Linked DNA regions of Homo sapiens: regions 2, 3, 4, 5, 6 and 7 are each linked to region 1. The links are chromatin contacts, found by Hi-C or POLR2A ChIA-PET in ENCODE. All regions are on one chromosome and are shown on one strand. Each heading gives the region's core, a stretch centred on a gene start or an enhancer-like site at or near the end of the contact. The rest is flanking DNA. Distances are from core to core; before and after follow the strand shown. Region 1 holds the start of UQCC4 (ubiquinol-cytochrome c reductase complex assembly factor 4). Region 2 holds the start of LINC00235 (long intergenic non-protein coding RNA 235). Region 3 holds the start of PIGQ (phosphatidylinositol glycan anchor biosynthesis class Q). Region 4 holds the start of METTL26 (methyltransferase like 26). Region 5 holds the start of MLST8 (MTOR associated protein MLST8). Region 6 holds the start of STUB1 (STIP1 homology and U-box containing protein 1). Region 7 holds the start of SNHG19 (small nucleolar RNA host gene 19).

Region 1 (3,042 bases), core at 158-2,657:
TCGCTTTGTCGTGCAGGCTGGAGTGCAGTGGCGCGATCTCGACTCACTGCAAGCTTCGCCTCCAGGGTTCACGCCATTCTCCTGCCTCAGCCTCCGGAGTAGCTGGGACTCCAGGGGCCCGCCACCACGCCCGGCTAATTTTTTGTATTTTTTAGTAGACACAGGGTTTCACCGTGTTGGCCAGGATGGTCTCGATCTCCTGACCTCGTGATCCGCCCGCCTCAGCCTCCCAAAGTGCTGGGATTACAGGCGTCAGCCACCGCGCCCGACCGGAAAAGGAAACTTTTAAAAATAGCTGCTGGTGCAACTAACTTACGTGCTCTGGTAAACAAGAAGAGATTAAAATAAAAAACAATAGCTGCCCAAATACCCCCTTTTTAAAAACTAGATGCAAAAAAAGGGAATCATCTAATCCCATATTATAAAATTAAAATTTATTTTCATTTGTTGTTGTGTAAAACTCACATGTGGAAGTGTTCCTTGCACAGGCCGCAGCATGCAATACAGTTTCACACTTCTGCCAGATATTCTATCTCAGAAAGCAAATTACCTGCAAACTAACACTGGATGACAAGTGTCACCAGAAGTGCTTTGGAAACATGATTATGTTATACAAAGACTTGGCAAATCCAACAGCATACAGTGCAACTGAAACCTTCCCCAAGGATCTGAGAAGTCTTGCCGATGGAATCCTTGGACATCAAGAGCCAGGCGAGGAGCAGTTTCCGATCTGCTGAGATTCTGCTCCGCCTTCACGCGAATCAGCATAGCCAAGTGCCCCATCCACCAGCCAAGTCCTTCAGTGCTGAGGACGCACGCATAGCCAGGACAGTCACGGGCAAACGTGACATCAAATCCGAAGGGCGGCTGTCGGCTCCCTTCCTGCCAGCCCCAGCGGGCACCCCGTCAAGTTCTCGCTCTGTAGGCAGCTGGAGTCTCAGGCTCCTCAGAACGATCACTGGGCTCTGGCACCTCTCCCCACACCTGTCTCAACCACTGGTCCGCCTCGCTCTCCTCCCTCAGGTAGCACCAGATGATCAGCGCCACGAGGAAGCAGCTGAGGGGCAGCACCTTCCACCAGGGCCGCTGATGTCCCTTTCCCATGGTATGGCCCACCGACCAGCGGTGAGGGTTGGCTTTGCTGGAGGAAAACTCAATGGGGCGGTCAGGGTCGTCCTCTTCCTCGGCGGCAGGGTGGGCCCGATCCCGGGAACCGGGCAACGGATGAAGGCTTCGGGAAGCCCAGCCTATGAGCCTCAGCGCCCGGACGGCCCTGGAAGAGAGAGAGCAGTAAGCGCTCCGCCCGCCCGCCGGTGTCTGCCCTCGGCCCTCCGAGACCTTGAGGAGCTCACCCGGCCGCCGGGGCACACAAGACACGATTCATTGCTGCCTTGACTCCTCGACTGACGCCTTGGCGCGCCGTGATAGCGTCACTTCCGTCGCCGGAAACCGGAAACCGGGCGCCATACCAGGCCTCCGCTCACGACTACAGAACGTGGTCCCAGTAGCGCAGCGGAAATGACGTTCGGCTGCGAAGAGCTCTTTCCGTCGCAGGCCCGGAGTGCGCGATGGCATGCCGGGAAATGTAGTTCTCCGTCCCTTTCGAATAGGACCGACACCCCGGTCCCTGGCCCCGAAGAGAGGCGGGCGCCGCGGGGGCGGACGTTGTCCTCAGAGAGTTGTCTGAGTTTGCCTCGGAGCAGTTCTGAACCGTCATGAAGGTGCGCGGGGCCTGGTTGGGGATCCGCGCCCTCAGCCCTGCCCGCCTGCCCTGGGCTGGGCGCCCGCACCTCTCTGCCGGCTTCCCCGAAGGCCGTGGCACCGCCCTATTTTTTTTTTTTTTTTTTTTCCGTTTAGTTCTTTTCGTGAGACAGGGACTCTCTCTGTCGCCCAGGCTGGAGTGCAGTGGCGCGATCTCACGTCACTGCGGCCTCTGAAACCGCCTTTGCAAAAATTATCACTGAGGAAATGACAGTGGAAGAGATGAGACCTAAGGGGCTCCGTCGTGCTTCCCACCCTTAAGCTGTCCTGGTTCATTCCTGGGCGTGGGCAGAGCTAACTTTGGGAAGGATTTCAGTTCATGGTTTCACTCTGAATCAAAGTCAACAGCCCTTTCCAGAAAAAACCCCCGTCTTGCCTGAAGACCAGTCTGCCTTTGCAGGACTAATAAATCAGCTGCAAAATTAGAAATTGGCCGGGCGCCGTGGCTCACGCCTGTAATCCCAGCACTTTGGGAGGCCGAGGCGGGCAGATCATGAGGTCAGGAGATCGAGACCATCCTGGCTAATACGATGAAACCCTGTCTCTACTAAAAATACAAAAAATTAGCCGGGCGTGGTGGCGGGCGCCTGTAGTCCCAGCTACTCGGGAGGCTGAGGCAGGAGAATCGCTTGAACCTGGGAGGCAGAGGTTGCAGTGAGCCGAGATGGAGCCACTGTACTCCAGCCTGGGCGACAGAGCGAGGCTCAGTCTGAAAAAAAAAAAGAGTCTGAACCTCCCCAAATTGCTCCTGGGGATAACATCACTATTGTAAAATCTAAGATCAGGCCGGGTGTGGTGGCTCACGCCTGTAATCCCAGCACTTTGGGAGGCCAAGTCGGGTGGATCACGAGGTCAGGAGTTTGAGACCAGCCTGGCCAGTATGGTGAAACCCTGTCTCTACTAAAAATACAAAAAGTAGCCTGGGGTGGTGGCGCTCGCTTGTAGTTCCAGCTACTTGGGAAGCTGAAGGAGAAGAATCGCTTGTACCCTGGAGGTGGAAGTTGCAGTGAGCCAAGATCATGCCATTGTGCTCCAGCCTGGGTGACGGAGCAAGACTCTGTCTCAAAAAGCACAACAACAACAAAAACCTAAGCTCAAAGATCAGTGCCTGAAATATTTAGCAGAGCGTGCACTGGATGGATCAGCTGGTACCACCCAGACCGGTCATCTGGCCCAACCGGTTCTGCCATGCCCGCCAGGAACAGAAGAGTCTGAACGTGAGTCCATCTCCAACCTGACCAACCAGCACTCCCCACTTCCCAAGCCTCTACCCTCCAAATT
Region 2 (3,042 bases), core at 298-2,797, 890 kb before region 1:
CTCTTCTGGGTGAATGGGCTTCCTCCTTCACCATGACAGGCTACTGGGGAGAGCTGGGGTGCTCCCACCCTCTCCTCACCCCAAATGGGCCTGGCCTAGCAAAACTGGCCAGAACTGGCCACTCTGCAGTGAGCTGGCAGGGCCCTCAGCATCAGATCAACAGGTTCAACTGCAGCTGCCTCTCTGGTGGGGAGGTTATAAGGCCTGCTGGCTAGACCACTGGCCCCTGGCCAGGGAGCCACCTAGGCAGTGCCAGGGAAGGACTGGGAAGGGAAGAGAACCTGCGGTCCCTGAGTGAGGCCTTGACTGCACCCTCTCCTGTGGTTCGAAAGCCACACTTGGCCAGTATCCTGCCATGCAGGTGAGGAAGCTGGGGAGGACAGGGTCCCAGAGCCTTGTCCAAGTTGCAGAGAGGAGAGCCAGCTCTCACTCTGCAGCCCTCTGTGCCCCCAGACCCCCACTGGCCCCCGGGGACACATTTCCTGCCCTTGGGATGCTTTGGCATGGATATAGTCTGGGAACAAACGGCACATCCAGCTGCCCTGCCTGTCTCCACAGAGGGGGCAGCAGACCTAGGGGGAGGTGTCCAAGACACAGGAATGAAGTGTCCTTACCAAAAGCTTCCGAGGACAGAAATAAACCCCTCCTGCCAGCTTCTGCACTGACTGCAGCTAGAAGCCGAGCTCCACGTGGGACACAGGTGTCCCTGCTGCGGCATCTCAGCATGACGGAGGCCCATCCTTGGCTTTCCTGGAGCATGAATATCCTCTGAGGAGCACTGGCCCTGGCCTTGTAGGTCTTGCTGAGACTGGCTTAGATTTTCTGGCCCAGGAGCAATCGTCACCCAACCTCCCACTTGTAAATCTCGCCACAGAATCGGCCCACAACCGTCTCTCCGGAATCTCGGCGGACCAGCCCTGCTCCTGTGTCTCCCTCTCCCGCAGAGCCACTGCCTTCTCAGGCTCCTCAAGTGCACCTAAGAGCGGGAGTCTGGCTGCCCTCAGCACTCGCGTCCCGCCCTGCAGCCTGATAAGCTTGACGCCAAGGCATTCTCCCGAGAGCCGGCCCAGCAGCTGCTGGCAGGAGAGTGGCCTCAGGGCAGCGGGAAGGGGACCTCCGGGGAGAGAATGAGGCCTGCGCAAGGGTCCTGGAAGGACCCAGGAGTCGCCCCGGCTTCCCTCCCCCAGGCCCTGGTTGGGCGCCGTGGGCCGCGTCCCAGTTGAGCCCGGCGTGGCCGTTTAATGGCGTCCCTCCGCGACCGAGGACGAAGGGGCCTAGAGAGGCTGTGCCCAAGCGACGCTGCGAGGCCAGGCCGCGTCTCGGGCCAGGGCGGTCCCCTTGCCACCGCCGCTCTTGGCCGCCAGGACCAAGCACAGCACGCAGCGTCGCGAAAGGGGCGGTCCTGGAAGGCGCGAAGGGGTCTCCGGGTCTCGCGAACACGGCGGGGTCGGGGCGGAGTCGTGGGTCCTCGGTCGAGCGGCCGCCCAGAGCCCCGCGGGACACGGACGGCCCCAGCCCGGCTCCCCGCGAGCCCCACGCGTCTGTGACGCCGCTGATGCGCAGACGCCGCGGCTGCAGGCCCCGCCCCTCCGTGCCCCTCGCAAGGCCCTCTGGGAGTTGTAGTTCCAGCTCCTCCTCGGGCCGCCCCACTCCCTGATAATCCTGGAGCGCGGCGCCTCCCGGGGACCGAGGCCTCGGGCCCGGCCGTCTCCAGCAGCGAGGGCAGGAGAAGTGGCCCGGGCGGTCGGCGGACTGGGAGGGCGCCACCCGAGGACTACAACTCCCGGCCTGCCTCGCGCAGGCACCGCCCCGAGCTTCCGCCCCGTCGGCGCCGCGCAGCCCTGTGGGAGCCGTAGTCCGGGCGCGCGATTCACAGCGCCGCGTGCGCCCCGGGCGCGCCGTAGCCGCGGGGCCCGGGCCGGGCGCTACGCTACGAAGGCAGCGTAAGGCGGGCGCCGGACGCGGGCAGGGGCCGGGGCCGGAGCCGGGTCGGGGCGCCCCGCGGCTGAGGAGCGGGAGGCCGTCCGGGCAGCGCGGCCGGCGGCGAGAGGGGCCCCGCCGCTCTCCGGAGGCAGAAGTTGTGGATCGGCCGGCGGGGGCGAGCGGGCCCGGGGGCCGGGGCCGCGCTGCCCGGGCCGCGAGGACGAGGCGGCGCCGCCGGGCTGTGGAGGTGAGTCCCGTCGGCCGGGCCCGGCCGGGCGCCCAGCCGGGGACCCCGGGCGGGGAGCGCGGGCCCGGAGGGCGGCGGGGAGCGCGGGCTCGGCGGGGCGCAGGAGGCCTCGGGGGCCGGGCGCGCCGGGCTCCGAGCCAGGGCAGGGACGGCAGGGCCCCCGGAGTGGGGTCAGCCCGCCGCCCGCTGGCGCCTCCAGGCTGGTGGGGGCCAGGGCTGGGCGATGCTTCGCAGAGGAACCCAGAGGAAGGCGGGAAGTCGGCAGGGACCTGGGCCATGTGGGTCACTTGAGGCCAGCCCCGGGGGCCGCGCACACCGGAGGCGGCCTCGGCCCTGCCTGCCCTTGAGTGCCCTTATATCCGGGCCCATCGTGCGGTCCTGGCCGCCTTAGGGATGTTGTGCTTGGTGCGGGCATCACTCCCCTCACTTGGGGAACGGCCTGGGGGCGGCCACCTGGCGTGGAGGGGCTGGCGGGAGCCCCGTCTGTGCCAGCCATGCCAGTGTTCTCTTCCGTGTTCCTCTGGGGCTGCTGCGGCACCAGCTGGGAAGTTGCAAATCTGCTGTCCTCCCGCTGGCTGCAGAAGGGGCCCCTCTAGTCCTGACCGGGGGAACTCTTGTGTGGTCAGCTGGCCCTGGCCGGGCGAGCTCTCGGGGCCCCCTTACTGCTCTGGAGTTTGTTACCGGACTGCAGGTAACAAGACCCGGAAAGCAATGGTGAGGCCCAGAACCTGAGGCCAGGCCTGGGTGTGTGGGGCCAGTGGGGAAGACTGGGACTCCGTTGGGTGCTGAAGAGTTGTGTGCTTCTCCTTCGGGAAACCCGGATCTCTTCCTCTGCCCAGGTCTGAGGGGTGCGGAAACGTGAGTCACAGTTC
Region 3 (3,042 bases), core at 340-2,839, 850 kb before region 1:
ACTCCATCAAGGTGTACCAGGGCCTCAAGGAGCTGGCCTGACCTGAGGCTGGGTTGGAGCAGCCCTCCTGTGCCTGAGGCCAGCTCCCAGGCCCTTGGATCACCGCGGGAGGAACCCTCAGGATGGGTGGAGCCTCCAGGCTATGGGCATTGCCTGCCTGATGCCAGCACCACCTGGGCTGGGCCCTGGGCTTGGCTCGAGTTCTCCTGCTGGTGAGGCTCCGGATCTCAGGAGCAGCCCTGAGTCTGCTTCCCAGGCTGCCCCTGCCAGGCCTGCAGCCTCCCCAGCCAGGGCTGCTCTCTGCTGTCCCCATTCAGTGCCCTGGCCCCTGCATTCATGCCCCCCACACCCCCTCAGGCCCTGTGCCTGGACTTTGGGGCTGGCAGCTGAAGCCTTGAGATCCTGGGCCAGCTGCCGGCACACAGCTAGGCAGACTCTCCCACCAGGTGCCCCTGCCCAGGCCTCCTAATCGGGGGCAGACAGGCAGGGAGGGTGTGGCTGGGCTGGGCTGGGCGGGGCGGCCTGGGGCAGGGGTGTGGCCCCTAAATGTCCCCAACCTCAGAGGGACCTAGAGTCCTGAGCCTCCAGTAGCTTCTCTGGGCCTGGCAGAGGTAAGGGGGAGGCAACCCTGGAGTGTCTGGAGGCCCATGGCTGGCTGAACCCTGGATGCCTTTTCTTCCGCGTCCCCATGAATGAAAGCTGTCTGGGCCTTCATTCTGCAGACAGGGACAAACAGCTCCATGCTGTTTGTCCTCCCAGTGCAGCCGTGCTGGGAGGGTCTGGGGGAGCTTCCTACAAGGAGAGACTCCTGCTGCTTTGGAAAACTGAGAAAAAATAGGGGTCTAACCCTCTCCTCCCATTTTACAAGTGGGGAAATGAGGCGTGAAAGGAGAGGCGTCTGGGTTACTCCGTGGGTCTGGGGTCCAGGGAAGGGCCTGTATGGGGGAGGGAGCTGGGAGGGGACGGTGTCTGGCTCTACCCCTGTGGGGTGGGGAGGTGGGGCTCCCCTGTATCACAGGACATCCCCCCTGAGAGGTCCCTCATATGTCTGGGTCCTGTGGGTGGGGGACTAACTGCGCAATGTAGTTAGGTGCTCAATAAACGGAGTTGCCGCTGAGGTCTGGGCTGGGGTCTTGTTCCTGGGATCGGGAGGGGCTGGACGCCTGTGTGTTCTCTCCTGACGATCGCTGGCGGCAGCCTCTGGGCTGGTCCTACCAGGGCTCAAAATTCCCGGCACCACTGGCCTTGGGGATCTGGGGGCGGCCCCTCTGCAGACAACAGAGTGACGGGGGCGGGACCGGGCTGGGGCTGGGGCCTTCCTGGAATCCCGCAGGGCCTGGGGACCTGTTCACTTGGGGAGGCTGGGAGCCAGGCGGGGTCCGGGTTCCACGAAGGCCAGGTCCAGTCAGTTTCTCAGGTGAGGAAACCGAGCTGACGCGGGGCTGGCGGCCCGGAGGCAGGCTCGGGAGGTCCGGGCCTGGGGACTGGGCGGGCACGCTGCGCCGCGGAACGCTCGGGTCGGGCGGGCGGGCGGGCAGCCCGGGCGCCTTTGGGGGCCGGACCGTCGCGCGGCAACGCGCGGAGCCGGCGGAAGTGGGGCTCGGGTCCCGCGGCGGGGCTGGAGGCAGCGAGCGCCGTCGTCTGCCCGGGCCCGCCCATCGGGGTCCCCAACCCCATCCGGACCCCGCCGCCCGAGCGCGCGGCCCCGGAAGCACCCGGTGAGCAGGGGGGGTGGGCGGCGCGCGGCGGGACCTCGGGCAGCGCCCCTGCGGCTCCGGGCCTGGGCTGGGGGCTCCGCACTCCCGCCCGCGGCGCCGCTGCTTTCTCCTCCCAGAAGTGGGGCCGCCCCCGGGCCCGCGCCGACCTGGGCCCCTGTGGACCCTGTGCAAGGGCGGTCGGCGGCCCGGGCCTGGCTGTGGGCCCTTCGCAGTTGTCCCGGTTTGCAGGAAAGGGCAAAAAACGGAATCGTAGGCTCTTCCCAAATGAGAGGGGAAGGCCCTGCTTGAGGAAGGCAAGCAAGTTTGTTTGTTTGTTTGTTTTGAGACGGGGTCTCACCATGTTGCCCAGGCTGAACTCGTGTTTGTTTTTCATTATTTATTTATTTTGAGAGGGAGTCTCGCTCTGTCGCCCAGGCTGGAGTGCAATGGCGCGATCTCGGGTCACTGCAACCGCTGCCTCCCGGGTTCCAGCGATTCTCCTGCCTCAGCCTCCCCAGTAGCTGGGATTACAGGTGCCCACCACCACGCCCGGCTAATTTCTGTATTTTTAGTAGAGACTTGGTTTCACCCCCATCGAGGCTGGTCTTAAGCTCCTGACCTCAAGTGATCCGCCCGCCTCGGCCTCCCAAAGTGCTGGGATTACAGGCGTGAGCCACCGCGCCAGGTTGGTGTTTATTTTTCAAACAAGGCGCTGGGAAACGCAAATTCTCCAGAGCTCTTGTGGAGCGGTGGCAGGGAGGGGCGGCTCAGCCAGAGATGGCCCTGGCCCGTCCTAACTGGGCTGGGGTGCCCCCATTCCCTCATTCACGGGGAGGAGAGGGAAGTCTTAGTCTTACTACTTTATATGGTCGACCTCCCTACCTGCCTGGTCTGGGAATGGCTTCTCAAGAGCACTCGGGCTCATTCTTAGCAGAGGAAGCTCTTCTGGCTAGCCTGGCGCCCGTGTGTGTGTGTGTGTGTGTGTGTGTGTGTGTGTGTGTGTGTGTGTGTGTGTGTGTGTGTGTGTGTGTGTCTGGCTAGCCTGGTGCCCGTGTGTGTGTGTGTGTGTCTGGCTAGCCTGGCACCCGTGGCTAGCCTGGCGCCCGTGTGTGTGTGTGTGTGTGTCTGGCTAGCCTGTGTGTGTCTGGTTAGCCTGTGTGTGTGTGTGTGTGTCTGGCTAGCCTGTGTGTGTGTGTGTGGCTAGCCTGGCGCCCGTGTGTGTGTGTGTGTCTGGCTAGCCTGGCAACCATGGCTAGCCTGGTGCCCGTGTGTGTGTGTGTGTCTGGCTAGCCTGGGACCCGTGGCTAGCCTGGTGCCCGTGTGTGTGTGTCTGGCTAGCCTGTGT
Region 4 (3,042 bases), core at 373-2,872, 780 kb before region 1:
TAGAGAGGTTGCCTGGGCCCCCGCTCCCCCACCTACCATCCTCTCCAGGAGCAGGCCACTGGCCTTTCCCAGGTCCTCCAGGAGGGCTGTGTCCCGAAGCCCCCATTCTGGGTTCCTGCAGAGGGTGGGGAGATGGAGTCATGGCCTGGGGGGTGCCACCCAAGCCACCTGCCACCTGAGCCAGACCCCCCGCCTCTAGCTCTGACCTGCATCTGAGCATCAGGTCAAAGTCCACGTTGCTCTGGGGGGAGATCTTCCCATTGATGGCATAGGGCTGTGGGCATGGGGACACAGCCCACTGGACCAAGGTCGGGGTATTTCCCAGAGAGCCTGGGACAGACTTGCAGGCTGGGGTTTGGAGAATGAAAGGGCACCCCCTCCCTGTCCCCAAGAGGGAGTCAGCCAAGGCCAGCCTGGTGGGCAAGGGGGTAGGGAGGCTGGCAGATGACCCAGGGAGGGGTACAGACTGGAAGTGGAGGGGAGGCCGTGCTGGTGGCTGGGCGGGGGGCAGGGAGCCCAGGAGGGAGGACTCTCAGCAGGGCAGGAGACAGCAGCTAGGACTGGGAGCGGGAGGCCCGCCGTGGACAGGCCCACTCACCCCGTAGGTGATGAGCAGGGCCCTGGGTTTGAGCAGGTGTCCTGCTGCTCTGAAGAGCCCCTGGTGAGTAGGAACAGGACGGCAGTGAGGTGCTGCCCCCAACAGAAGCCAGGCCCTGAGGCTGGAGACCCTCACCCCGACTGTGATGGGGGAGGCTGGAGACCCTCACCCCGACTGTGATGGGGGAGGCTGGAGACCCTCACCCCGACTGTGATGGGGGAGGCTGGAGACCCTCACCCCGACTGTGATGGGGGCAAATCTGGCATCCCAGCTGCCCCCATGCAGGGTGAGTGGTGCCACGGCAGACACCCATGCTGGGCTCCCCACAGACCTCCGTGCAGCGCAGGGGGCTGACATGGGCCATGTTGATGCAGAGCAACAGGTCCAGCGACTGTGGCAGGATCCCGCCCCAGTGCTCCCAGCCCCACGTCACGTCCAGGTGTAGCGGGGCCTTCACGTTGGTCAGGCCCTGGGCTTGCGTGGTGGCCGCGATGCTGCAGGAGGCGAACGCTTGGGTGGGGGCCGAGTCCTGTGCACCCGCCTTTCCGACGCCCCCACAGAATTTCTTAGGGGAGGCTGGGGGGCACGTTGAGGAGCGGAGACCAAAGCGGCTGGGAAGGGGGACCCCGAGGTCCACCCACTTCCGCAGCCGCGGGGGCCGCACAGCTAGGGCCTGCCCCGGGGGCACCCCCAGGCTCCCACCCCGCACCCTCAGAGCCCGAGCCGCATCCTTTTCCTCCGGGGCTGCGGGCCGTGGGCTCTTGAGGCCCCGGACCGCCGCACCGATAGAAGTGGCCGCCCCGGGGGCCGCACCTGTCCAGGCAGCGCTGGTCCACGTCCGACGGCTGCCACTCGGCCAGGGGGAAGGCCCGCGCGAAGTGCGCTGCGTGCTGGCCGGAGCCCGAGGCCACCTCGAGGACGCGGACGCCACGCTGGGCCGGATCCAGGTACTGCCGCAGCACGTGCAAGATGGGATCCTTGTTCCGCTCCGCGGCCGCCGCCACCAGCATCGCGGCAGCAACAACTCCCCGCCGCGGACGCGGCGCGGGTCGCGTCGGGGGCGGTGGCCGGGCTTCCGCGGGGCACGTCGGGAGCTGTAGTCCAGATACCGCGGGGCACGTCGGAAGCTGATAAACTACAACTCCCAGGAGCACGCGCGCCTCCTGTTAAAGGACCAGCAGTCGCCAGAGGCACGGTGGGGAGCGGCTCAGCGGTGTGTGGCGGTCCCAGGCAGGGGACTGAACGGCGAGCTTGGCTTGCTGGTTTACAGGCGCCTCAGCTCAGGCACCCTGTCGCCCATGGCCGTCCAGGGTTTTCAGGGCACCTGTGTCACTCTCCGAAATTTGTGTCAGCGCTGCGCCAGACTGGGCGCCTTCCCTTGGTTTCGGGTTTTCTCTACTTTTAAATTTCTGGCGTTAGCGAGAGTTCGATGTTCAAATGGGAAAAAAAACTAAGTGCGCCGCCCGGGAATCGAACCCGGGTCGCAAGAATGGGAATCTTGCATGATACCACTACACCAGCGGCGCTGTCTAAGACAGTTGCTGCCCGCGGAGACAAGAGACTGTGACGCGGGAAGTCCTCCGGGCGTGCGCCGCCGCTGGCGCCGGGCTCAGCGCAAGGGAGCTGGCGACTGCATAGGAGGACCCAGCTGGCGGGACCGCGAGGGTAAGAGTCTCGCGGTGCCCCCCAGTGCCGGAGGGGAAGGAGCGGGCGTGAAGGACGCGAGCTGGAGGACAGTCTCGATTCGGGCCTGAGCCGTGGAAGCCGTTGGCCTTCGTGAGCCGATGGGGGCGAGGCCCTGTCGGGGCGGGGCTGGGGAGAGGGCGGGGCTGGGCTGGGGCCCCCTGTTGGTCCGAGTTTAGGGCGGGGTTGCCGGAGGGGCGGGGCCATATCGGGGCGGGTCCGAGAGGGGAGGCGGGGCTGGGGGGCGGGACATGAGTGTGGACTGGCGGGTTGGGGCGGGGCCAGAGCGGGGTTGCGGCAGGGGCGGCAGGGGCGGCAGGGGCGGCAGGGGCGGCAGAGGGCGGGGCGGGCGGTCCCAGCCTGCAGAACTGGGCGGTCTGCGGGAGGGGCACGAATAATGCCCCAGGGTTTCTCTGTGACACTGGGGTAACAGCACCAGCTCAGGGCCCACGGATAGCGTGAGGGGTCGGTCGGTGACCCCCGAAATCAAGTCACAGGCCGCGATTTATGTGCGCCCGAGGGTTGGGGTCCCAGCCTCAGAGCCGGGCTCTTCTCCAGAAAGTGCCAAGCGCCTGGCTCTGCATTCAGGACTGGCTTAGCGCCTTTGCTGAGCCGTTTTTCACCAATGGGAACCCCATATCGCTCTGGCTAGGGCAAGGACGTTGGAAGGGGTAAACCAGGGAGGGCCAGTCACGTGGCTCAGGGTAGGAGAGTGGCTTACAGGCTGCCAGTCTGGGACTGGGAACGCGGGCCATGGGGGG
Region 5 (3,042 bases), core at 279-2,778, 780 kb after region 1:
TCCCAGCACTTTGGGAGGCTGAGGGGGGCGGATCACGAGGTCACGAGATCAAGACCATCCACCATCCTGGCCAACATGGTGAAAAGTCTGTCTCTACTAAAAATAGAAAAATTAACTGGGTGTGGTGGCATGCACCTGTAATCCCAGCTACCCGGGAGGCTGAGGCAGGAGAATAGCTTGAACCCGGGAGGTGGAGATTGTGGAGAGCCGAGATCGCACCACTGCACTCCAGCCTGGCAACAAAGCGAGACTCCGTCTCAATAAAAAAAAAAAAAAAAAGAAAGAAGAAGTGGGAAGAGGCCGGGCGCAGTGGCTCACGCCTGTAATCCCAGCACTTTGGGAGGCTGAGGTAGGCGGATCACTTGAGGTCAGGAGTTTGAGACCAGCCTTGCGAACATGGTGAAATCCCGTCTCCACTAAAAATACAAAAATCAGCCAGGTGTGGTGGTGCGTGCCTGTAATCCCAGCTACTCGGGAGGCTGAGGCAGGAAAATCGCTTGAACCTGGGAGGCAGAGGTTTTGCAGTGAGTCGAGATTGCACCACTGCACTCCAGCCTGGGCGAGAAAGCGAGACTCTGTCTCGAGAGAAAAAAAAAAAAAAGGTGGGAAGAAGGAAAAGTATCCACTGGATTTAGCAAAGTGAGATTGTCAGTGACCTTGAGGAATTTCCACTGGAGAGCTAGAGAGCTGGGGGTAAAAGGCAGATGACTGGGGTTGCGGAATGAGTGGGAGGTGAGGACGTGGAACTAGAAAAATGGTGAGGACCGCTCTTTGAAGAAGATAATTTGGGATTGTTTTATGGTGTTTTTTTAAAGGCTAACCGGCAGGAAGGAGAGGAGGTGAAGGTATAGGAAGGAAGGCTCCATGGGAACTATGGCCTGGTCAAGGGACAAGATGCACCCCCTCTGCGGCCAGAGGAAGGGGTGCAGCCAGGTCTGTAAGAGCAGCAGGAAAAAACCATGCGACAGCCTGTCTCAAGGGTGAGGGCACCGGCGTGGAGCTCACAGAGCTGGAATGAGGGCCTGTGGTTTTGAGGGGGACCCTGGGCTCAGTGGGATGTCCTGAGGGTCAGGCTGGGGCTGGGGTGCCAGATCTAGCAAGTAAAACTACAGGATACCCAATAAAATTTTTTTAGCATAAGTATTTCCCATGCAATGTCCTGGATATACTTACACTAAAAAAAAAATTATTCGTTACTTGTCTGAATTCAAGTCCTGTAATTTTCAGCCAATCCTAGCCCAGCGTGGCGCAGTAGTGGGTCAGGGAGGGCACCGGAACAGCGCGACCCGACAGCCCGGGAAACGGACAGCCGTGTCAGAAGGGCAGGTGCCAGTGGGCAGGAGGCCGGAGAGAAAGCCGCAGCTTCCTTCCACCTCGCGCCGGGCCCGCGGCCGCGCACGGGGACCGCTCCGAGTTCCTCCCGGCGGGAACCCCCCGCCCCAGAACTTTGGTCTCGTCCCACCCACCCCCGCCCGCGCCATGGTCTCGCCCTAGGGAGCCATCGATAACTCTACGCTCGGCCTCGATCGACTCGCTCCGGCTCCCCTCGCCGTCCTGGACACGGCGGAGTGCGGAGCCGCCCGTAAGGTACGGAGGCCGCGAGCCAGGGGCCGGGAACCGGCTGCTGGGTGGCTGGGAGAGCACGGCCAGGGGAAGCCGGCCAGCAGGACGGAGCAAGGGCGGTCACCGGAGGAAAGGGGAGCTCGGGGGTCCAGCCAGACTGCGCCCTTTCCCATCAGGGCCTGCCGCTGGCCTGCTACGCATGCGCAGCCGCAGCGCTCGGCTTTCCCCGGCCCATCCGCCGCCTTGCGCACGCGCAGCCCGCCCCTGCGGCAGAGTGGCGCCCGCGCGTGACTCCCCCCTGCCGGCTGCGGAGGTGGGGGGGGGACGGCGCCCCCGCCGTGTGCGTGGGGCGGGGATGGAGCACGCGCCCTGGAGCCCCGGAGCCAGGTATCACGCGTGTGACGCGTGTCCCTGAACCTACCTGCGCTTCTTGTCCCAACTCTAAAATGGGAATGATAAGCGCCATTCGGCAGCGCCTTGTGGGTCTATAATCTACTTAGCACAGAGAGTGTCTTCTAAGTACTTCACATCCTTCTCTGCAGATGCTCTGACCTTTGACCCCTGCCGTTCAGCTCTAGGGCCCGTGCAGGCCACACCATGAACACCTCCCCAGGCACGGTGGGCAGTGACCCGGTCATCCTGGCCACTGCAGGCTACGACCACACCGTGCGCTTCTGGCAGGCCCACAGCGGCATCTGCACCCGGACGGTGCAGCACCAGGACTCCGTATCCTCCACCCGGGGCGGGCAGGGCGGCGCTGGGGGGATGCCTCGTGTGGGGACCACAGCCTGTGTGAAGGCCAGATGGTGGAGGCCTGGGGGGCCCTGGCCTCAGGGCTACCTTCCCGTCATCCTCCTTAACAGTCCCAGCAGGTGAATGCCTTGGAGGTCACACCGGACCGCAGCATGATTGCTGCTGCAGGTATCTGTGATCCTTGATCTCTAAACTCCTGAGCTCTGGTGGGTCGACCTCAGCACAGCCAAGCTTCAGTTCAGCCTGTGTCCCTAGGTTACCAGCACATCCGCATGTATGATCTCAACTCCAATAACCCTAACCCCATCATCAGCTACGACGGCGTCAACAAGAACATCGCGTCTGTGGGCTTCCACGAAGACGGCCGCTGGATGTACACGGGCGGCGAGGACTGCACAGCCAGGATCTGGGACCTCAGGTGCGGTGGGGAGGGGGCGTGCTGCCCGGGGCTGGGGTGGGCTGCTCTGGGAGACCGTTTTAGGTTGGGTTCTCTTCAAGCAGAGGCTGAGACAGGGAGCTTCCTGTGGGCGACTTACTGAGAGAAGTGAGGACAGGAGGAGAGTGAATTGCATCAGAGCGCGAGTCCTGCCTTGAGCCCGGAGCCAGCTTGTTATTCCCCTTCCACCAGCCACTGGCTTAGGCTCCCTGCTGGAGCAGAGGGCCCTGCGTCCCAAGTATTTCCCAAGAGGCAGGTCCTTCAGCAGAGGGAGGGGAGGAATGGCCAGG
Region 6 (3,042 bases), core at 543-3,042, 740 kb before region 1:
TGAGCAGGCCTGGGCCATGGCCAAGTTTACTCGGCCTGGGTTCCATGCTTCTTGGCTGGCCTAGCATCCTCGTGGGTGGCCAGGCTGGGGCCAAGGTTGGGCAGCAGGTCTGGGCACAGCCTCTGCCCCACAGCCCAGGTCCACAGTGCTGTCTCCACTAGGTAGGGAGTCCACTGTCCTGAGGCACTGGCTAGGGAGGGGCACACGGACTCAGGCCCAGGGGCACGGGCCACCCCAACCTGCCCACACACAGTTCATTCCCCTTGGCTCAGAGCTGTGGCCCGCTCTTGAACCTGGCCCAGGTACAGCAGGTAGTACCTGAGGGTGTACTGTGGGGCCGGCCAGCCGGGCACTGTGGCCACCGCCTCATCTGACATGAAGGCCTCCATCTCTGGAGCTCCAGCTGCCAGGACTGCTGTGAACAGCGAGGAGAAGCAGCCAGACACACCCCATCAGGACAAGCTCTGGGAGACCCTGCTCCCAGCAGCCCAGGGCCCTATGGTTCCTGCTCCTAGCGACACGCAAGGGCCCAGACTGCCCGCTTCACAGACAAGAACGCCTATGTACCCAAGTCGTGCCCACCCAACTCACCCGAGGCTGTGGTGGGCCCACACCGCAGAGGGCACACAGCTCGGTGACTGCAGCCCCCACATCTGGCAGGAGGCAGAAGGTGGCGGTCGAACAGTGCACAACCAGCTCAGGGGGATTGGTGGCCACCAGCTGCTGCAGACGTGGCCGGAAGCGCCCCTCTGTGGGAGGCCAGGTCAGGGTGCCTGGGGTGCTGGACCCACCAGGGAGGCCCCGCCCCCACTGGAGACACCCGCCCCGCCGATGCCACGCCCCAATGAAGACCCGCGCTACGGAGGCCCTGCCCTCGGGGCGGGCCGCCCTTCACAGTCAAGCTGCCAGGCCAGCAGCCGCTCCAGCTCCCTGTCACATGCTTCTCTGCTCTGCCCCTGATGGCCGCTGGCAACTCTTCCCGATACCTGAGGAAGGGCGGTGAGGGGAGGACTGGCCACGGAGGACGCTCGCCCCACCGATCTCTATCCCCTTCCACTCTACCAACAGTCCGGGGCTTCCAGCCGCCCTCGGGGGCTCGCGCTCGCCCGTAGCACCTCTCGTGGCGCTCCAGAATGGCAGCCCAGCGACTGGGGTCCTCACACCCCACAGCGCGTGGGAAGCCGCTACGTTCACGCGCAGGGGCGGGAGGCGGCGGCTGGGGGCGGGGCCTCTGCTGATGGGGCCGGGTGCTGGGGGCGGGGCCTCTGGATTGGGCGGTTGCTGGGGGCGGGGCCTCTGCGGATGGGGCTGGGGGCGGGGCCTCTGCTGATGGGGCCGGCGGCTGGGGGCGGGGCCTCTGGATTGGGCGGCTGCTGGGGGCGGGGCCTCTGCGGATGGGGCCGGCTGCTGGGGGCGGGGCCTCTGGATGGGGCCGGCTGCCGGGGGAGGGGTCTCTGCGCGTTGGGACAGGGGCGGAACCCCAGGTGGTCGGGACAGGCTGTTGCGGGAGCGCGCCCTCAGCGAAGCAAGTGAGGCATCTCACTGGGAAAGTCGAATGTGTGTGGCGGCCGCCGCCGAGGCGGGTTCCGAAGAGACCTCAGCAGGGCAGGCCAGGGCCTACGCGAACGCCCACCCTTAAGAGCGCGGGGACAGGGAACTGGAGCGTTCCTCCCAGCCCCCGACGTCGCGGGCCCAGTGTCCCCGTCCAGGCTGGTTGGGCGCACGCGCGGCCCCACTCGCCCCCACGCGTGCGTCCCCGCTGGTCCCGCCCCCGGCCGGAAGTTCCGGCGGCGGAGCTGGGCCGGGCCCGAGCGGATCGCGGGCTCGGGCTGCGGGGCTCCGGCTGCGGGCGCTGGGCCGCGAGGCGCGGAGCTTGGGAGCGGAGCCCAGGCCGTGCCGCGCGGCGCCATGAAGGGCAAGGAGGAGAAGGAGGGCGGCGCACGGCTGGGCGCTGGCGGCGGAAGCCCCGAGAAGAGCCCGAGCGCGCAGGAGCTCAAGGAGCAGGGCAATCGTCTGTTCGTGGGCCGAAAGTACCCGGAGGCGGCGGCCTGCTACGGCCGCGCGATCGTGAGTGCGCCCGCGCGGGGAGGGCGGCGGCGGTGGCACCGGGGAGGGCCGGGCCCGGGCCCGGCCGGCCCCACCGAGGGTCTGGCTCCTCTTCGGGGCGTGTCCTCGGCTCCCAAAGCCCAGCCGTGGTTCTCGAGCCCAGCGCCGGGTGCCGGAGAACGAGGGTGCGATGCTGGATGGAGGCCGGCCGGGTGGGGGGAGGGCAGGGGCCCTCGACCCTTGAGGACCCCAGGTCCTAAGCCCGGACTCTCCAAAGATTTGGAAAACTTTACAAAACCAAGTGGAATCAAGCGGATAGGCTCAGCCAGTACTCCACTGTGCACAGATCCTTGGACCCAGGGGCTTTGACAACTGAGAAACCTAGTTTCTTGATTCTAGCCAGAGCGCAGAAGCTGGGACGGGCCGTGGGTCAGAGTGGGCACGCTGAGCCTACGCCCTCATGCGGCTGGCCCGGCCTTGGTCCCTAGACCCGGAACCCGCTGGTGGCCGTGTATTACACCAACCGGGCCTTGTGCTACCTGAAGATGCAGCAGCACGAGCAGGCCCTGGCCGACTGCCGGCGCGCCCTGGAGCTGGACGGGCAGTCTGTGAAGGCGCACTTCTTCCTGGGGCAGTGCCAGCTGGAGATGGAGAGCTATGATGAGGCCATCGCCAATCTGCAGCGAGGTTGGCTGACAAGCTGCCCGGTTGTGGGGCCTCTGGGGCCAGGCGGGTGGACTGGCCAGAGAGTGACGTGAAGCCCCCGTTCCCCAGCTTACAGCCTGGCCAAGGAGCAGCGGCTGAACTTCGGGGACGACATCCCCAGCGCTCTTCGAATCGCGAAGAAGAAGCGCTGGAACAGCATTGAGGAGCGGCGCATCCACCAGGAGAGCGAGCTGCACTCCTACCTCTCCAGGCTCATTGCCGCGGAGCGTGAGAGGTGGGACCCTCACCCCAGGCCGCCCTGTCTTGGGATAATTCTGAATCACCGACTCC
Region 7 (3,042 bases), core at 251-2,750, 730 kb after region 1:
GTGCATCTGTGTGTCCTGGGAGCTGCCTGCTCCCGGCCCACCCTCTAGGAGGCTCTGGCTCAAACAGCAATAGGGTCTTCCTCACTGACCTTGGAGGATGCCTGTGGCCTTGTGATAAAATGTGGGAAATCACAGAAAACACCAGAAACAACAACTGCCAGCCCGGCCTGGCCACAGGTGAGGTCTGTGATTTCCGAGCACGCTCCACCTTGCACTCAACTTGGCCTTTTGATTGCACAAGCCTTTGTTTTCAGTCCTAGTGAATAAAGTTGTGTTTTCTGGAGCGTCTGTCTCATCTGTTGAAAAAAATCCACTTCTAGAGCAGGATGCTGGAGTTTGAGAGACTCAGCAAGGCCCAGAACCCTCAGCAGGTGTGTGGCTACCATTCCTCCATGGCCCATGGCTGCCTCCCTAAGGAGGCACATGGGAACCCTAGGTGGTGTCAACTTCCCTCCACAAATCTCAAAAGCCTTTTTGGACTCACCCTGGGGCAAAAGGCATGAAAAACAGTATTTGACTGGGCGTGGTGGCTCACACCTGTGATCCCAGCACTTTGGGAGGCTGAGGTGGGCAGATCACCTGAGGTCAGGAGTTTGAGACCAGCCTAACACGGAGAAACCCCGTCTCTACTAAAAATACAAAATTAGCCGGGCGTGGTGGTGGGCGCCTGTAATTCCAGCCATTTGGGAGGCTCAGGCAGGAAAATCGCTTGAGGTGGAGGTTGTGCCATCGCACTCCCGCCTGGGAAACGAGCAAAACTCCGTCTCAAAAAAAAAAAAAAAAAATCACGGGCAGAAATGGAGAAGGCAATCCCAAGAGATGAAAAGTCACTGGTAACGAGCTTCCGTTTTCATGTCTGTACCCTTTTCCAAGATTGCCTGTGGATCAGCCAGACCTCTGGGGTGCCAGAATAGGAAAATAAAGACACTTGAGAGAAAACCGAATCAACTCACTACCTTTCTTTATTGCTAAGCACTTCAATAGACACAGCGCCCACCTTACCGCTAGGCCCTCCGGATTGAGGTTTACTTAGGTTCAAAACTTGCAGCCGGCTCGCGACGAAACCTGAAAGTCAGCGCCAAAATACAGACATTAAGTCCCCACTCCTTCGTTTCGGGCAACACCTGTTTCCACTCTCAGCTCCCCGTCAGGAGTGCGCACCCTCAAGCCTCAGTCTTGCTAAATAATCAGACTGCACGTGCAGTTTTCATACGAGGTGTCAGAAGTCAAAGCAATTCATCACAGACTGGGAGAATAAGGGAACCCAAGCCCGGCCCAGTCTTACCTGCAGGTAGCTGAGGGCCTGAGATTCGGGAAGAAACCTTTAAACGCTAAGGGACAAAGTGGTGCGTAGGCCAGGCCTGGACGCCCAGGGACCTGGCCGGCCTGCAGCGTTCGGACGGCCCTCAAAGCCACGCTCGTGGCTCAGTTCGTCCCAAGATCGTAGCACATGGCGAACGTATTAACAAACCTCTTCCCCCTCGGACTCGACCCCGAAAAGACAGGGGCGGGCGAGGCTCAAGCTTTTATAGAAACTGTCCCACCTCTGTCATTGGGCTATCCTGGCGGAAGTGCCCGCCTTCCCCCGCCGCTGGTACGCTCCGCTCCCTGCCGCGTTGTTTCCACCAATCGTACCGTGGCATTTCTTTTGGAGACGGTCTCTCAGACCCAGACCCGAAGCTCCTCCCTTATGCAGAGTCCGTGAAGCCTAACGGTGAGTGACGGATGAACAAAGCCAATCAGACTTCGATCTGCAACATAGAGTGATTCTGAAGCTGCCATTCCCGCCCCGCGACGACGAGGCCGCCGGAAGTCGTAGTTTCGGAAGTGCGGCGCGTGAGGCAGCCGTCCGGGCCCGGAGAGGCGGGGAACTACACGTCCCGGCGGGCGCAGCGGCCTGGCGCTTCCGGCTCGCGCGTCTAGTCCCTTTCCCGGCCGGCGGCCGAGGGGGCATCATGAAGCGGGCTGGCGGCGCTGCCGCTCCCGGGCGGCCGCGGGCGGGTGAGTGTCCCCGCGGCGCGCCCGACCCGGGGCTCGCGCCTCGGGACCGCGCGGTGGGGCGGGATCGGGCGCGTGGAGATCGAGGCGAGGCGAGGCGAGGCGAGGGGTCGGGCCGGGGCGGGGAGGGGGGGGCGGGGCTGAGACGGTCGGGGTCGGGGTCAGGGTCGGGGTCCGCGTCGCTGTCCGTCCGCCAGTCAGTAGTCCGTCCCTCGCTCCGTCCTGTTCTCGCGCAGTTCTTTACTCATTCCTTCTTCCTGCATTCCCCGAGACTCCCGGGTGCCAGGCACTGTTCTGGGCGCCGGGAGACCGCGGAGAACACGGTCCCAGTTCTCCTGTGCTCGGCGTCTGCTGCAGGGTTCCCCAACCTCCGCACCATCGACCACGCGGCCCGGGTCGCTTTTTGCTGCGAGGAGCTGCCCTGTACATTGTAGGATGTGGAACAGCTTGCCTGGCTCCTGGCCGCTAGATACCAGTAAACACCACCCCTTCCTCAATTGCGATAACAAATGTCTCCATGCATTGGCAAATGCCTCCTGCGGAACAACTCCCCCCATCCCCCATCTAGACAGACAGGGTGGTGGGATTGACAATAGGTAGTTAAAATCATGGGGAGCAGCGGTATGTGCTGTGAAAGAAAGAAAGAGGGTGCTGAAAAAGTGAGTACTGGCCGGGGGTAGGGGCGGCGCTACCGTTAGCCAAAGGCCTGTTGGAGAAGCAGCCAGTCCCAGGACATGCAGGAGGAGCATTCCAAGTAGAAAGAGCCAGATGTACATAGGCCTGGGGTGAGAAGGGGCCTGACGCACCCCAGCAAGCACTGGCAAGTGGAGAGGTGAAGTCGATGAGGCCGGACCAGGCTCACAGGGTGCATGGTGGGGTGGGGCGGGGGGGTTATTATGCTGGCAAATGACTTGGGGTTGAGGAAGCGCTGGAGAGGCGGTCCGATCTAGGTCCAGTAAAGAGCTTTCTAACTGTGTGTGGACCACAGACTTCAGAGTTCACTGGGGAAGCAGGAGAGAGGGAGGCTAGGCCATCGTCTCCTAG

The links. A loop is a pair of places that touch in the nucleus more often than their neighbours do. ChIA-PET counts read pairs that join two places held with the same protein, here RNA polymerase II (POLR2A). Pooled maps may share reads with other maps.
Region 2: a pooled map shows a loop between it and region 1 (16-fold over the local background). The contact joins the promoter of LINC00235 here to the promoter of UQCC4 in region 1. A Hi-C loop is called at or near these places in 3 of 37 single-sample maps with no recorded cell type and 9 of 50 pooled maps. POLR2A ChIA-PET finds 5 or more read pairs at or near these places in 1 of 52 experiments (naive thymus-derived CD8-positive, alpha-beta T cell).
Region 3: a loop to region 1 is called in a pooled map, with 7 times the contacts of the local background. The contact joins the promoter of PIGQ here to the promoter of UQCC4 in region 1. A Hi-C loop is called at or near these places in 1 of 37 single-sample maps with no recorded cell type and 3 of 50 pooled maps. POLR2A ChIA-PET finds 5 or more read pairs at or near these places in 1 of 52 experiments (OCI-LY7).
Region 4: a loop to region 1 is called in a map of CD8-positive, alpha-beta T cell, with 18 times the contacts of the local background. The contact joins the promoter of METTL26 here to the promoter of UQCC4 in region 1. A Hi-C loop is called at or near these places in 1 of 168 maps with a recorded cell type or tissue (CD8-positive, alpha-beta T cell), 5 of 37 single-sample maps with no recorded cell type and 9 of 50 pooled maps. POLR2A ChIA-PET finds 5 or more read pairs at or near these places in 3 of 52 experiments (CD8-positive, alpha-beta memory T cell, K562 and activated B cell).
Region 5: a pooled map shows a loop between it and region 1 (10-fold over the local background). The contact joins the promoter of MLST8 here to the promoter of UQCC4 in region 1. A Hi-C loop is called at or near these places in 1 of 168 maps with a recorded cell type or tissue (CD4-positive, alpha-beta T cell) and 7 of 50 pooled maps. POLR2A ChIA-PET finds 5 or more read pairs at or near these places in 1 of 52 experiments (Panc1).
Region 6: a map of dorsolateral prefrontal cortex shows a loop between it and region 1 (2.3-fold over the local background). The contact joins the promoter of STUB1 here to the promoter of UQCC4 in region 1. A Hi-C loop is called at or near these places in 3 of 168 maps with a recorded cell type or tissue (CD4-positive, alpha-beta T cell, dorsolateral prefrontal cortex and naive thymus-derived CD4-positive, alpha-beta T cell), 1 of 37 single-sample maps with no recorded cell type and 13 of 50 pooled maps. POLR2A ChIA-PET finds 5 or more read pairs at or near these places in 1 of 52 experiments (activated B cell).
Region 7: a loop to region 1 is called in a pooled map, with 19 times the contacts of the local background. The contact joins the promoter of SNHG19 here to the promoter of UQCC4 in region 1. A Hi-C loop is called at or near these places in 2 of 37 single-sample maps with no recorded cell type and 10 of 50 pooled maps. POLR2A ChIA-PET finds 5 or more read pairs at or near these places in 7 of 52 experiments (BJ, CD4-positive, alpha-beta T cell, CD4-positive, alpha-beta memory T cell and 4 more).

The regions. Positions count from the first base shown.
Region 1 is chr16:1,419,340-1,422,381 of GRCh38, forward strand. UQCC4 (ubiquinol-cytochrome c reductase complex assembly factor 4) reads right to left here and starts at 1,408. Exons shown (of 2, transcript NM_001272051.2): 1 at 1,353-1,408; 2 at 413-1,273. The coding sequence starts at 1,384. The coding sequence ends at 907. RefSeq lists enhancers at 699-1,554, 1,042-1,111, 1,122-1,171, 1,422-1,581, 1,555-2,408 and 1 more.
Region 2 is chr16:525,860-528,901 of GRCh38, forward strand. It overlaps LINC00235 (long intergenic non-protein coding RNA 235), which reads right to left and starts at 1,548. Exons shown (of 1, transcript NR_024121.1): 1 at 988-1,548. It overlaps CAPN15 (calpain 15), which reads left to right and starts at 1,853. Exons shown (of 14, transcript NM_005632.3): 1 at 1,853-2,170. RefSeq lists an enhancer at 412-973.
Region 3 is chr16:568,379-571,420 of GRCh38, forward strand. It overlaps PIGQ (phosphatidylinositol glycan anchor biosynthesis class Q), which reads left to right and starts at 1,590. Exons shown (of 11, transcript NM_004204.5): 1 at 1,590-1,718. NHLRC4 (NHL repeat containing 4) reads left to right here. Exons shown (of 2, transcript NM_001301159.2): 2 at 1-1,117. The coding sequence ends at 41. RefSeq lists silencers at 1,457-1,616, 1,687-1,906 and an enhancer at 2,537-3,042.
Region 4 is chr16:634,683-637,724 of GRCh38, forward strand. METTL26 (methyltransferase like 26) reads right to left here and starts at 1,623. Exons shown (of 6, transcript NM_032366.5): 1 at 1,412-1,623; 2 at 930-1,092; 3 at 599-658; 4 at 207-274; 5 at 37-115. The coding sequence starts at 1,608. It overlaps TRG-CCC2-2 (tRNA-Gly (anticodon CCC) 2-2), which reads right to left and starts at 2,124; the gene lies at 2,054-2,124. It overlaps LOC100287175 (a long non-coding RNA gene), which reads left to right and starts at 2,270. Exons shown (of 4, transcript NR_149003.1): 1 at 2,270-2,374. RefSeq lists enhancers at 563-1,222, 2,653-3,042 and silencers at 1,285-1,464, 1,515-1,634.
Region 5 is chr16:2,203,926-2,206,967 of GRCh38, forward strand. It overlaps MLST8 (MTOR associated protein MLST8), which reads left to right and starts at 1,529. Exons shown (of 9, transcript NM_022372.6): 1 at 1,529-1,587; 2 at 2,106-2,289; 3 at 2,433-2,484; 4 at 2,572-2,734. The coding sequence starts at 2,161. RefSeq lists enhancers at 504-1,344, 2,184-3,023, 3,024-3,042 and a silencer at 1,437-2,086.
Region 6 is chr16:678,618-681,659 of GRCh38, forward strand. It overlaps STUB1 (STIP1 homology and U-box containing protein 1), which reads left to right and starts at 1,793. Exons shown (of 7, transcript NM_005861.4): 1 at 1,793-2,067; 2 at 2,535-2,733; 3 at 2,821-2,986. The coding sequence starts at 1,909. It also overlaps the pseudogene STUB1-DT. RefSeq lists silencers at 1,272-1,381, 1,662-1,871 and enhancers at 2,552-2,601, 2,572-3,042.
Region 7 is chr16:2,153,858-2,156,899 of GRCh38, forward strand. SNHG19 (small nucleolar RNA host gene 19) reads right to left here and starts at 1,501. Exons shown (of 2, transcript NR_132114.1): 1 at 1,286-1,501; 2 at 925-1,065. It overlaps RAB26 (RAB26, member RAS oncogene family), which reads left to right. Exons shown (of 9, transcript NM_014353.5): 9 at 1-308. TRAF7 (TNF receptor associated factor 7) reads left to right here and starts at 1,925. Exons shown (of 21, transcript NM_032271.3): 1 at 1,925-2,001. It overlaps SNORD60 (small nucleolar RNA, C/D box 60), which reads right to left and starts at 1,248; the gene lies at 1,166-1,248. RefSeq lists enhancers at 1,290-1,489, 2,360-2,459, 2,470-2,609, 2,533-3,042 and a silencer at 1,970-2,059.